Linked DNA regions of Homo sapiens: region 1 is linked to region 2. Evidence: chromatin contacts called from ENCODE Hi-C or POLR2A ChIA-PET data. All regions are on one chromosome and are shown on one strand. Each heading gives the region's core, a stretch centred on a gene start or an enhancer-like site at or near the end of the contact. The rest is flanking DNA. Distances are from core to core; before and after follow the strand shown. Region 1 overlaps STEAP1B (STEAP family member 1B). Region 2 overlaps STEAP1B (STEAP family member 1B).

Region 1 (5,463 bases), core at 926-3,425, 55 kb before region 2:
GGAAAATATATTCAACCCTAAGAATAATCAGAAAATGTAAATTTAAAGAGCTATAATTGTCACCAATTAAAATAGGAAATATATTTTAAGAACATTATTTCATACTCATCTGGGCATGGTGGGACAAATCTCCTTGTATGCTGTTGGATTAAACATAAAGGAGGACATCATTTTAGAAATAAAATTTGGCCATTTGTCCCAGATACCTGAAAAATATCTACCACCTTTGGCTAAATAATTCCACTAGCTTAAGAAAATAATTTAGGATGTGGAAAAAACAGTGTACAGAGATGTTCAATTGAGGAGTATTTATAATAATAAATAATAGGGAACTACATGTCTCATTATCAGAGAACGTTTAAGTAAACTCTTCAACATTCATACCAAAGAATACCATTAAAAATGTCTGTGAAGAGTTGATAATAATATGGGAAAATACTTGAGTTATCATATTCAGTAAAGAAAAAAAATCACCAGAGTACAAATTGTTAAGTGAAAAAAAAAAAATCACATTAGGATACAGGATCATTTCAATTAATAAAAAATATGTAGAAAAAATGCTAGAAGGAACTAGACTAAAGTATTAAGTGTCACCACCTCTGGGTAGGTGAGATTTTCAAATATTCATTATAATAATATTTGTACAGTCATAACACATAATTTAATGCTCTTTTTAAAATGGAACTCTTCAAAGCAAAAGACCAAAGGTGGGTATTCCAGAATAGCTCATTGCCTGTGTCTCTAAGGTCATCATAACCTTACCTATCAAAAATCTGCCCTGGGTGAAGTGTCACAATGATTTGGTATGATACATTAAAATTTAACACATGGAACAGAATGCTGTACTCTGTACTGTTCATATACTTTTTAAAACAACTAACTGCTAGATTGGCAGCAGTAAGTTATTTTGCAAGACAAAGTTAGCAAGGCATCCACCAACTGGGGCCGTCCAGTATTATCCATGGCCTATATTTGTTGCATTTGATCATAGCCCAACAGAGCAATTGCTACCATATATCAAAAGCAACCCTGCAATTAAGTCAATTCAGGCCCAAAGTCAGTCAACGCAATGAGACAAATAAGGTTCATTAAAAAAACAGTCAGTTGGCATCATATGAAGCAAAACTGATTGACTGAACTTCTGAGTTTTCAACTGATTTGCATAGTGCTCTGAACACTGTAACTGGCAGCCATTTTGCTTAAAGTACAGACTGTTTCCTGTTACACTATTTCACCAGAGCCAATAATAACTTTTAAAAAATCTTCTATAATTATCAAGGTACCAATGTTTATATTCCAACTGACAACCACCCAAGGTGCAGCCTAAATGAACTGCAGGAATTGGAAGGAAATGGCCTCCTGCCTTAGACCCAGCAGAAATCCTTAAGAAAATAGGCCTTTCAGATTTGACTTCTAGAAAAATAGCAAAGGGGCAGATTCTGACAAACGCTATCCTGCTGAAATCAGCTACAATTCCCAGAACTACTTCCCATTACATATTCACAAATGGCTATTACAGCCCTTAGTGGCTACAAAAGTTTCCTTGGAACCCTGGAGACTGTTATGTTGCTACAGTTGTTTTTCTTCTTTTTTGTCCTTTCTGCCCAGAGATACTTATTAGACTAGGAACATCTGTACCATTAGACTCTCTAAAGGAAGTGGGGCAGCCACCAGCCCAATGTGGCCATCAAATACTGCCCTGGAGGTCAGAAATCCTAGGGTCTGGTCTTAGCAATTTCATTTACAGTAAAACTTTGGTTAAGTCAATCCTTTTGTCTCCTGGGCACTGCATAAAAAAATGAAAAGTTTGAATAGTTTAATATTCAGTAGTTTGGCAAACCAGATCATCTGAAATTCTTCCATAAAATACAAAACAAAATAATAATTGATTGAAATGTATAGTTAACATCACAAGAAAGTAAAGTAAATCCTCAAAGGACAAAAAAAAATGAAGTAAAAGCATGAATTCAGTATTTTTTTAAAATGTTAAAGGCAAGGTAGCCCTGGGAACACTTGAGTGTATTCACTCAGCAGGAAGACAAAAGATGAGGCCTTGGGCCCTTGAGGGTAGAAAATCAAAAGGCAGACACTCCCTTTCTCCACCCCAACTTCATAAGTTAAGTTAGATCTTCCAAAAAACTACCTACAGCTTCAGGGAAAAGGTAAATAACAGCAAAAACGAGAACAAAACTGTCACATGGGGCAGTGGCTTTGGGTAAAAGGGGAAGTAGTCCCCTGGAGAATTAGGAACTTCAAGCCAATACACATGCATTCATTCATCAAGTATTTACTGAACACCTATTAGTGCCTGTCTGTGAGCTAGACATTGGACATAGAGCAGTGAACACAGCAAGTAAGCCCTGCCTTGAAAGAGCTTATATTCCAACAGTGGAAGACAGACAAGAAGCAAACAAAAAGGATACGTCAGGCAATGATGCATGCTAAGAAGAAACATTAATAAGGGTAAGCCTATTAATAAGTGACTGGCTGGGCAGGTGTAAAATTTTACACGGTTTGGTGAAGGAAGGACTGCTGGATAATAATGTAACATCTGAGTAAGACTTGAAGGAAGTGAGAAAGTGATCCATGCAGGTGTTGAGGGGACGTCAAGTACAAACACCCCTACACCAGGCCTGCCTGAGGAATAGAGAGGTAGCTGGAGCAGAGTGAACCAAAGAAGAGGGAGAAGAGAGGGTCACAGAGACAGCAGAGGCCCAGGCCACAGAGGACCCAGTGGGCCATGCAGTGACCTGGAATTTATTCTAAGGAGACGAAAAGACCTTGCAGGATGAGTTAACGTGTAGAAGGCTCACTCTGAGTGCTGTGTGGAAAACCGACTGCAGGGGAGCAGGAGAGGAAACAGAACAGCAGTTATGGACAATAGGCCAAGCAAGAGGCAATGATTTATGACTGACACAACTTGATGTCATGGAGATGACAACCTGGCCTAACTGGAAGGGCCAAAAGGACATCCTGACTGATTGGAAGTGGGTTTCAAGAGAAGGAGATGATCAAAGGTGACTTCAGGATCATGGCCTGGCTAACTGGAATACAGCTGGTTTCTCTGAGATGGGAAAGGGTGGAAAAGAATAGGTAGATGAATTGGTGGAGGTCCCTAGTTTAGGCGTGGACATATTCACTTTGACAGCATCATGGAGCTACAGTTGGAGATACAATTATTAAAAGAAAATCTAAAGCCGTAAAAGGCTCATGTTAGCATAGAAGAAAGACTGAAAAACAGATGAACTAAACATCCAACCTAAGAGATTAGAGGTAGATATGGAAATTAATGTAAGCAAGTAGAAGGCAGGAAATGTTTACAAAAGGAATGAAGTGAGTAATAAATGTACCTTTGAGAGGCTCGATCCAACTAATGTTCAATCTTTGAAAAGAAACTGGTAAAATTAGCAAACCTCCAGCAAGACTGCCAAGGTAATGAGGAAAGGTACGAGTAGAGAAATAGTAGAAATCAAAGAACACAACAAATGATTTGAAAGAAAGCCATGCATGTTACTGCAAATCTGGCTCTAAGGGAGGCAAATTCTGACACTTTCAGGTTTGTATGCTGAACTGGGGAACAGTGGCAACACTGATCTCAGCCAGTCCTACAAAGGAGCTTCTGTAGGGATGGGCTGGCCTGACAGAATTGTCCAGAATTGAGGCAAGAACTGGGTCTTTAAACTCATGCACTGGCCAGACATAGGATGGAATCTGCCCTGAGAAGTGAGCCTGAACTTAGCACGGCAGCCAAGGGCAATCCTGAGAGAGCTGTCAGCCACCAGTACTCCCGGAATCAGAAGGAATGGGTGCTTCTGTCCTGGGGGTGCTGAGAGAGTGTCTAGGGAGCACAACCCATTATCAATTACGAGTGTTATGCCAATACGCTTTGATAAAATAGACAAGTTCCCCAAAAGTATAACTTTCCAAAACTGATTTGAGGACAGAAAACTTGACTGTTCTCATTACCTTAAAATGAATTCGATCAATGGTTGTAGATTTTGTCTTCTCACAAAGAAAGCATCAGTAAGCTCTTACAAACATTCATGCATCATACAAGCTCTTAAGAGAAGAAAAAGGACAAGAAGAGGGAGAGGAAGATGAGGGAGAGAAAGAGAAAGGAGGAAAGATGAACGGTCCAACTAACGTCATAAACCTAATGTACCAAACGGAGACAAGAGAAATTATATAATAATTTCACTCATGAACACAAATGCAATAATTCTAAATACAATATTAGCAAATGAAATCTACCAATATTTAAAAAATAAAGCACGCACCTATAGTCCCAGCTACTTGGGAGGCTGAGGCAGGAGAATCACTTAAACTCGGGAGGGGGAGGTTGCAGTGAGCCACGGCACTCCAGCCTGGTGACAGAGCGAGAGTCCGTCTCAAAAAATATATATGAAAAATAAATAAAATAAAATAAAATACATATGACTAAGGTGAGTTTAATGCTAGAAAATCTTTTAATGTAATTTACCTCAATTAAAGGTGTAAATAGGCCTTTCACCACAAAGAAATCTTAAATGGTGAACATATATAAGGTGTTCAAGCTCATTAACAAATCAGGGAAATATCAGTCTGAACCTACTGAATTGACCCCAAAACTTTTTTGATCTGACAGTATGAAGGGTAAGCAAGACTGCGGTGTAACAGAAAACCTTATACACTGCTTGTGGGAATATAAATGGACACAATCACTTTGGTAAACAACTCATCATTATCCAGGGCACTGAAGGTGCATATACCCTACAACCCTGGCCCTCCACTCATAGGTTTATACCCTGGAGAAACTCTTTTCTGAGGGCACTAAAGGACAAATACAGGAGTATACAAAGAGACAAAGTTTGTAAGAGCAAGAACTCTATCCAAATGTCCAACAACTACAACAACAAAAATAAAGCGTGGTACACTCATCAAAGGAGATCACATTTCACTGAAAAATGAATAAACTAGAGCTACTTGTATCAACATGAATGAACCTCACATCATGTTGCATTTTTTTCAGAAGAATACATACAGAATGATACAATTTACAGTAATCTTCTATTATCCACAGGTAATAGGTTCCCCCCAGTAGATGTCTGAAGAGTGGGTATTACTAAACCCTATATATACTATAGCTTTTTGACCTGATCACCAAGAGGACTACCAAGTGACTCATGGCCAGGTGATGTATACAGTGTGGATATGCCGTACAAAGGATGATTTACATCCTGAGCCAGACAGAGTAGGCCCACACAAGATTTCATCACACTGCTCAGAACAGTGCACAATTAAAAACTTATGAATTGTTTATTTTTTTAAATTTCTATTTAATATTTTTAGACCACAGTTTACTGCCAGTCGTTGAAACTCCTGAAAACAAACCATGGATGGGGGAAAAGACTGTATAAACTTCAAAAACTTATAAATCTAAATGGTCATATTGTTTAAGATTATAAGTAGTGTGTCCAATGGGCT
Region 2 (5,067 bases), core at 187-2,686:
GACTGTAGTCACAGTCTGTGAGCGGCAGCGCCTTGTATCAAGATGTGGTTATTCCACAAAGGCGACAAGAATGTGAGGACACACGCTCAAGGTGGGTACTGACAATGCCCGGCTGCCAAGATGGATTAAATTTATGGCAATTTACAGCTCACCCCAGGGAGACTCAGTCTGCAAAAGCTCAGAGACAGGGAAAGTTGCCATAAGGATGCAGGTAATGAAAGCATTAAGCTATCCACTCTATTGAGAAAAATGGCTCCAGGCTGAATTTTCCAGGCACACTGTCTATACCAAACAATTATCCCAATCATGCTATGGTGTTTCCCTCCGTTTTCCCAGTGCTGATGTGCCTTTAGGTGCAGCGGGTTTGTTGCTGCTATGTTTGGGCTTCAGGGTATGATGCTATCTCCCGTCAGAAACCATGATCTTTACTAGGTGCCAGCTACAGCATGCCTACACAGACTTCTAGAAGCAGCAGGGCCAGAACAGAAGCACTTAAGCCCCATACTCAAGAAACAGAAGCCTGGCGCAGGTCCAGCTCTCTGTCCATGGGACCACAATGAGTCTTTCACAGTGCATGCCTTGCTTGTACAAGGGCAATTGTCTCTGAGGTTATGTTCATAATGGTTACCACTTAGGTGTTCACTAACAGGCTCAGTGTTAAGCACTCAATGTGCAGAATGCCACAGATACATCCAAAGGCTCTGTGAGGGGAGGTCACTGGATGTCCTCGTTTCACAGTAATGTAAACCACTTAGGTGATACCTCAAGCTGGTGCAAGTAGTGGCTGACCTTGAATCCAGGTGATGTGACCGCCGCTATGGGTTTCTGTGGGTCCCTTGGCCCAAGGTCCTGTCAATTCACATATACACCTGTCCAGCCCACCCAGCCTTAGCTTCCCCATTTACATTTAATGGTGAAGAGCACAGACCTCTGGAGCCAGACTACCTGTATTCAAATCTGAGCTCTGCCATTACTACCTGTGTGCCTTTAGCTAACCCCTGGGTGCCTGAGGACCCTGGCCTTTTGCTGGCCCTCTTCTTACAGAAGAGAAAGCAGACCCCAGAGCCAGTTTCTCTTCTGTAAGGGAAGCCTGGAGGCTGGTTTTACCTCTACAAGAAGAGAATGGTATTGATGCCTGGCATCACCTGAGAGCTGTCAGAAATGCAGAGTATCAGGCCCCACCGTAGTCCAACAGAGTCAGAACCTGTATTTTAACAAGATCCCTGCGTTGGTTTGCACATTAGAGTTTGAAAAGCACCATCTGATGGCAGAAAATAGTGCCCTGTGATGAATTATTTTGTAAAACACACAAGACTCACGTAACGGTCTACTTTATAAAGCCAGACATATCACAGGTCTACATTTCAGTGCACTTAGAGGGCTATGCCATTGCAGGTGCTCCCCAGATGAACACAGTCACGTAAAGCCAGAGGATTGTGTTGAAAGACAAGGAAATGAAACTAAATCATTGCTCTTAGGACTAAAGTCAATGAGGTAACATTAGCAGCGGTTTCCTGTAATCCTTGAGGGTGGGGAGGAAGCATCCTGTAAGTAAAACAAAGTCTGTTGGCACGTGTTTCCATGAAGATTCATGCCTAATTAAGTAAAACCCACGAAAGCCGGAATCCTGCTCTGGGGAGACTGGGTGGCCACTGTGTTCTCTCTGGAAACTGACTGCTCCCCACAGGGGCCAGGCAGAGCCATGTCTGGGTCTGGTCCTCAGATTCCCAGAGTCCTGCTTGCAAGGGTAGCTGAGTACAGGCATCTCACCAAGTAGCTTTGAACAAAGGGGACTGAGTGGCTCGAACTGTCTTCCTTTCCTGCCCACCACCTCCCACTTTCTGAAAGGGTTCCCAGAAGCAGAGCTTGAGACTGGGCTTCGTGTTCCAATGATTTACTGGGGGTATGCTCTCAGGAGAAGGGGCACACATAGATTTGCCAGATAAAATAGAGGATGCCCTATTAAATTTAAGTTTTAGATAACCAACGAATAATTCTTAGCACAAGTATGGCCTAAGTTGTTTATGGGTCATATTTATACAAAAAATTTTGTTGGCTATCTGAAGTTTAACTGGATTTAGTTATGTTGGTTTGCTAAGTCTGGTAGCCCTGGGAAGAAGGATAGGCAGAGAGGAGAGCTAAGGAGATCTCCCAGCCAGAGCCCAGGATCCCAGCATTGTACAGTGCACCATAGTAGACCCACAATGGGGCCAGCAGCCTGGCGTTCTGTATTCCTGTGCCATTCAGTCACTGGCCAATCTGCCCCCCAGGCACATAGGGGGAGGCAGATGCTGTTCATGGGCAAAGGAAGTGAGTGGATCCCATTTGGCCAAGGGCAATTCTCCAGAGAATGAGAGCAGCTGGAAGCTGCAGACAGCCAATATTCAATCAGAGTGGGGCCTCTCTGGGGTCAGCTCTGACAGTTGTGGATGCTGTCATCCACAACCTCTCCCCACCCTACACACACTCCTACTAGCAATCCTCAGGCCTTTCATAAGTCAACAGCAGTTTATGAGTGGCTTTGAACTGGGGAGACATCCCTGGATCTTGTCTCAGGTCCCTGGGAATAGATTTGTAAGTAGGGCTTCCAAAAATAAAATGAGGTGCACCTTGTCCATTGACTGCCAGATCTGTGCCGCCAGCACATCATCCCACCAACTTTGGTTTGCTCTGGGTATTTCTGAGAGCTGGATGGGGCATTTTCTTTCCATGCTTCTAGGACAGTCTTTGTTTCACCAGGATGGAAAAGGGGTAGGGAGAGAAGTTTTGGCCCACGTCACCTTCTTCCAAGCAGAACAAACTGTCTAGGAAAAAATGTCAACCGACTCTATACCTCACACTGAGGATACAGGACAAAATTAACCCTACTCATTCTGTCATCTGGGAGAAAAAGTCACCTTAGAAAAGAAAAAAAAAATCGCCAGTGTTTTGTTTTGCTATGTTTAACAGATCGTTATTCCACATATGGATGAGGGGTACAGGCATACGTTCATTTTTACTCAGATTACAAAAACAGGAAACGTGGAAGTTGCCTATGGGCATGACTCAAGGGGCACTGAGCTGGCCTTTCTGTCCCCAACACAGGCATTCCTCGTTTTCTGCTACAAGTATTGCATTTTGTTTTTGGTTTTGTTTTTTTAACAAATTGGATGTTTGTGGCAAGCCTCTGTCAAGCAAGTCTATTAGTGTCATTTTCTCAACAACATGTGCTCACTTCATGTCTTGTCGCATTTTGGTGATTCAATATTTCAAAATTTTTCATTATCATTATTGTATCTGTGATGGTGATCTGTCATCAGTGATCTTTGATGTTACTACCGTAATTGTTTTGGGATACCACAACTCTGCCTTTCACTTAAAGGCTGAGAGGCTATTTAGGGTTACTAACTGGCCTAATTTCAGTGTTGGATCTTGGAATAGGGAGAGGCAGAGAGACACGAAATGGCTGGTCGGTGGAGCAGTCAGAACAAACATTTATTAAGTTCACTGTCTCATACAGGTGTGATTCATGGTGTCCCCAGTTACAATAGTAACAAAGATCACTCAAAGTTTGTTAGAAGATCAAACTAGCCACTACATTCTCTTAAGCCAAAGCCTAATCCAGAGCAAGGCCCTAAAGTTCTTCAGGTCTGTGAAAGCTGAGAGAGGTGAGGAAGCTGCAGAAAAGCTGGCAGCTACCAGGTTGGTTCATGAGGTTTAACAAAAAATGCCATCTCCATAACGTAGAAGTGCAAGGTGAAGCAGCAAGTACTGATGGAGAAGCTGTAGTGAGTTACTCAGAATATCTAGCTAGGATCATTGAAGCAGGTGGCTACACTAAGCAGAATTTCAATGTAGACAAAAATAGCCCTCTTGGAAGATGCCATCTAGGAGAAGTTCATGCCTGCCTCCAAAGCTACAAAGGACAGGCTGATTCTTGTTAGGGGTTAATGCAGCTGGTGACTGTAAGTGGAAGCGAATGCACATTTATCATTCTGAAAATCCTGGGGTCCTTCAGAATTATGCTAAATCTACTCAGCCTGTGCTCTAGACATGGCACAAAACCTGGATGACAACACATCTGTTTACAGCATGATTTACTGCACATTTTAAGCCCACTGTTGAGACCTACTGCTCATAATAAAGATGTCTTTCAAAATATTACCCTCATTGACAATGCACCTGGTCACCCAAGAGCTCAGATGGAGATGCAAGGAGACGAATGTTTTGTTTTGTTTTGTTTTTCACACCTGCTAATACCATATTCATTCTGCAGCCCATAAATCAAGGAGTCATTTCAACTTTCAAGTCTTATTTTTTGAAGTATATTTTATAAGGCCAGAGATGCCATAGGTAATGATTCCTCTTAATGGATCTGGGCAAAGTCAATTGAGAATCTTCTGGAAAGATTTACCATTTTAGATGCCATTAAAAATATTTGTGATTTGTGGAAAGAAATCAACATTATCAACATTCATAGGAGTTTAGAAGAAGTTGATTCCAGTCCTCATGGATGACTTTGAGGGGTTCAAGACTTCAGTGGAAAAAGTCAATGCAGATGTATAGAAATAGCAGCAAGAGAACTGGAATTCTGAGTACAGCCTGAAGCTGTGACTGAGTTGCTGCAATTTCATGATAAAACTTGAACAAGTGAGGAGTTGCTTTTCATAGATGATCAAAGAAAGTGGTTTCTTGAGATGAAATCTATTCCTGGAGAAGACGCTGTGAAGATTGTTACAATGACAAAAGATTTAGAATATCACATAAACTTAGCTGATGAAGCAGTAGCAGGATCTGAGAGGATTGATTCCAATTCTTAAAGAAATTCTACTGTGGGTAAAATGCCATCAAACAGCATCACATGCCACAGAGAAATCTTTCCTGAAAGGAAGAGCCCATTGATGTGGCAAACTTCATTACTGTCTTATTTTAAGAAATTGCCACAGCCACCTAGCCTTTAGCAACCTCCACCCTAATCAGTCAGCAGCCATCAACATTGAAGCAAGACCTCCACCAGCAAAAAGATGACTCACTGAAAGCTCAGATGATTATCAGCATTTTTTTAGCAATAAAGTATTTTAAATTAAG

Evidence for each region. Hi-C counts contacts between places; a loop is a spot of excess contacts on that map. ChIA-PET counts read pairs that join two places held with the same protein, here RNA polymerase II (POLR2A). Pooled maps may share reads with other maps.
Region 1: a loop to region 2 is called in a pooled map, with 1.8 times the contacts of the local background. The contact joins two enhancer-like sites. A Hi-C loop is called at or near these places in 1 of 168 maps with a recorded cell type or tissue (Right ventricle myocardium inferior), 1 of 37 single-sample maps with no recorded cell type and 4 of 50 pooled maps. POLR2A ChIA-PET finds 5 or more read pairs at or near these places in 1 of 52 experiments (PC-3).

Annotation. Positions count from the first base shown.
Region 1 is chr7:22,424,401-22,429,863 of GRCh38, forward strand. All of the region lies in intron 4 of STEAP1B (STEAP family member 1B), which reads right to left. Among named protein-coding and RNA genes, the nearest start is that of RAPGEF5, 70 kb to the left of the region's middle. Within about 2 kb of position 2,176, at least 2 of the 41 ENCODE cell types and tissues checked have a DNase peak (open chromatin) inside an H3K27ac peak, as active enhancers do.
Region 2 is chr7:22,480,360-22,485,426 of GRCh38, forward strand. The region is part of intron 4 of STEAP1B (STEAP family member 1B); the gene reads right to left. Among named protein-coding and RNA genes, the nearest start is that of STEAP1B, 17 kb to the right of the region's middle. Within about 2 kb of position 1,437, at least 2 of the 41 ENCODE cell types and tissues checked have a DNase peak (open chromatin) inside an H3K27ac peak, as active enhancers do.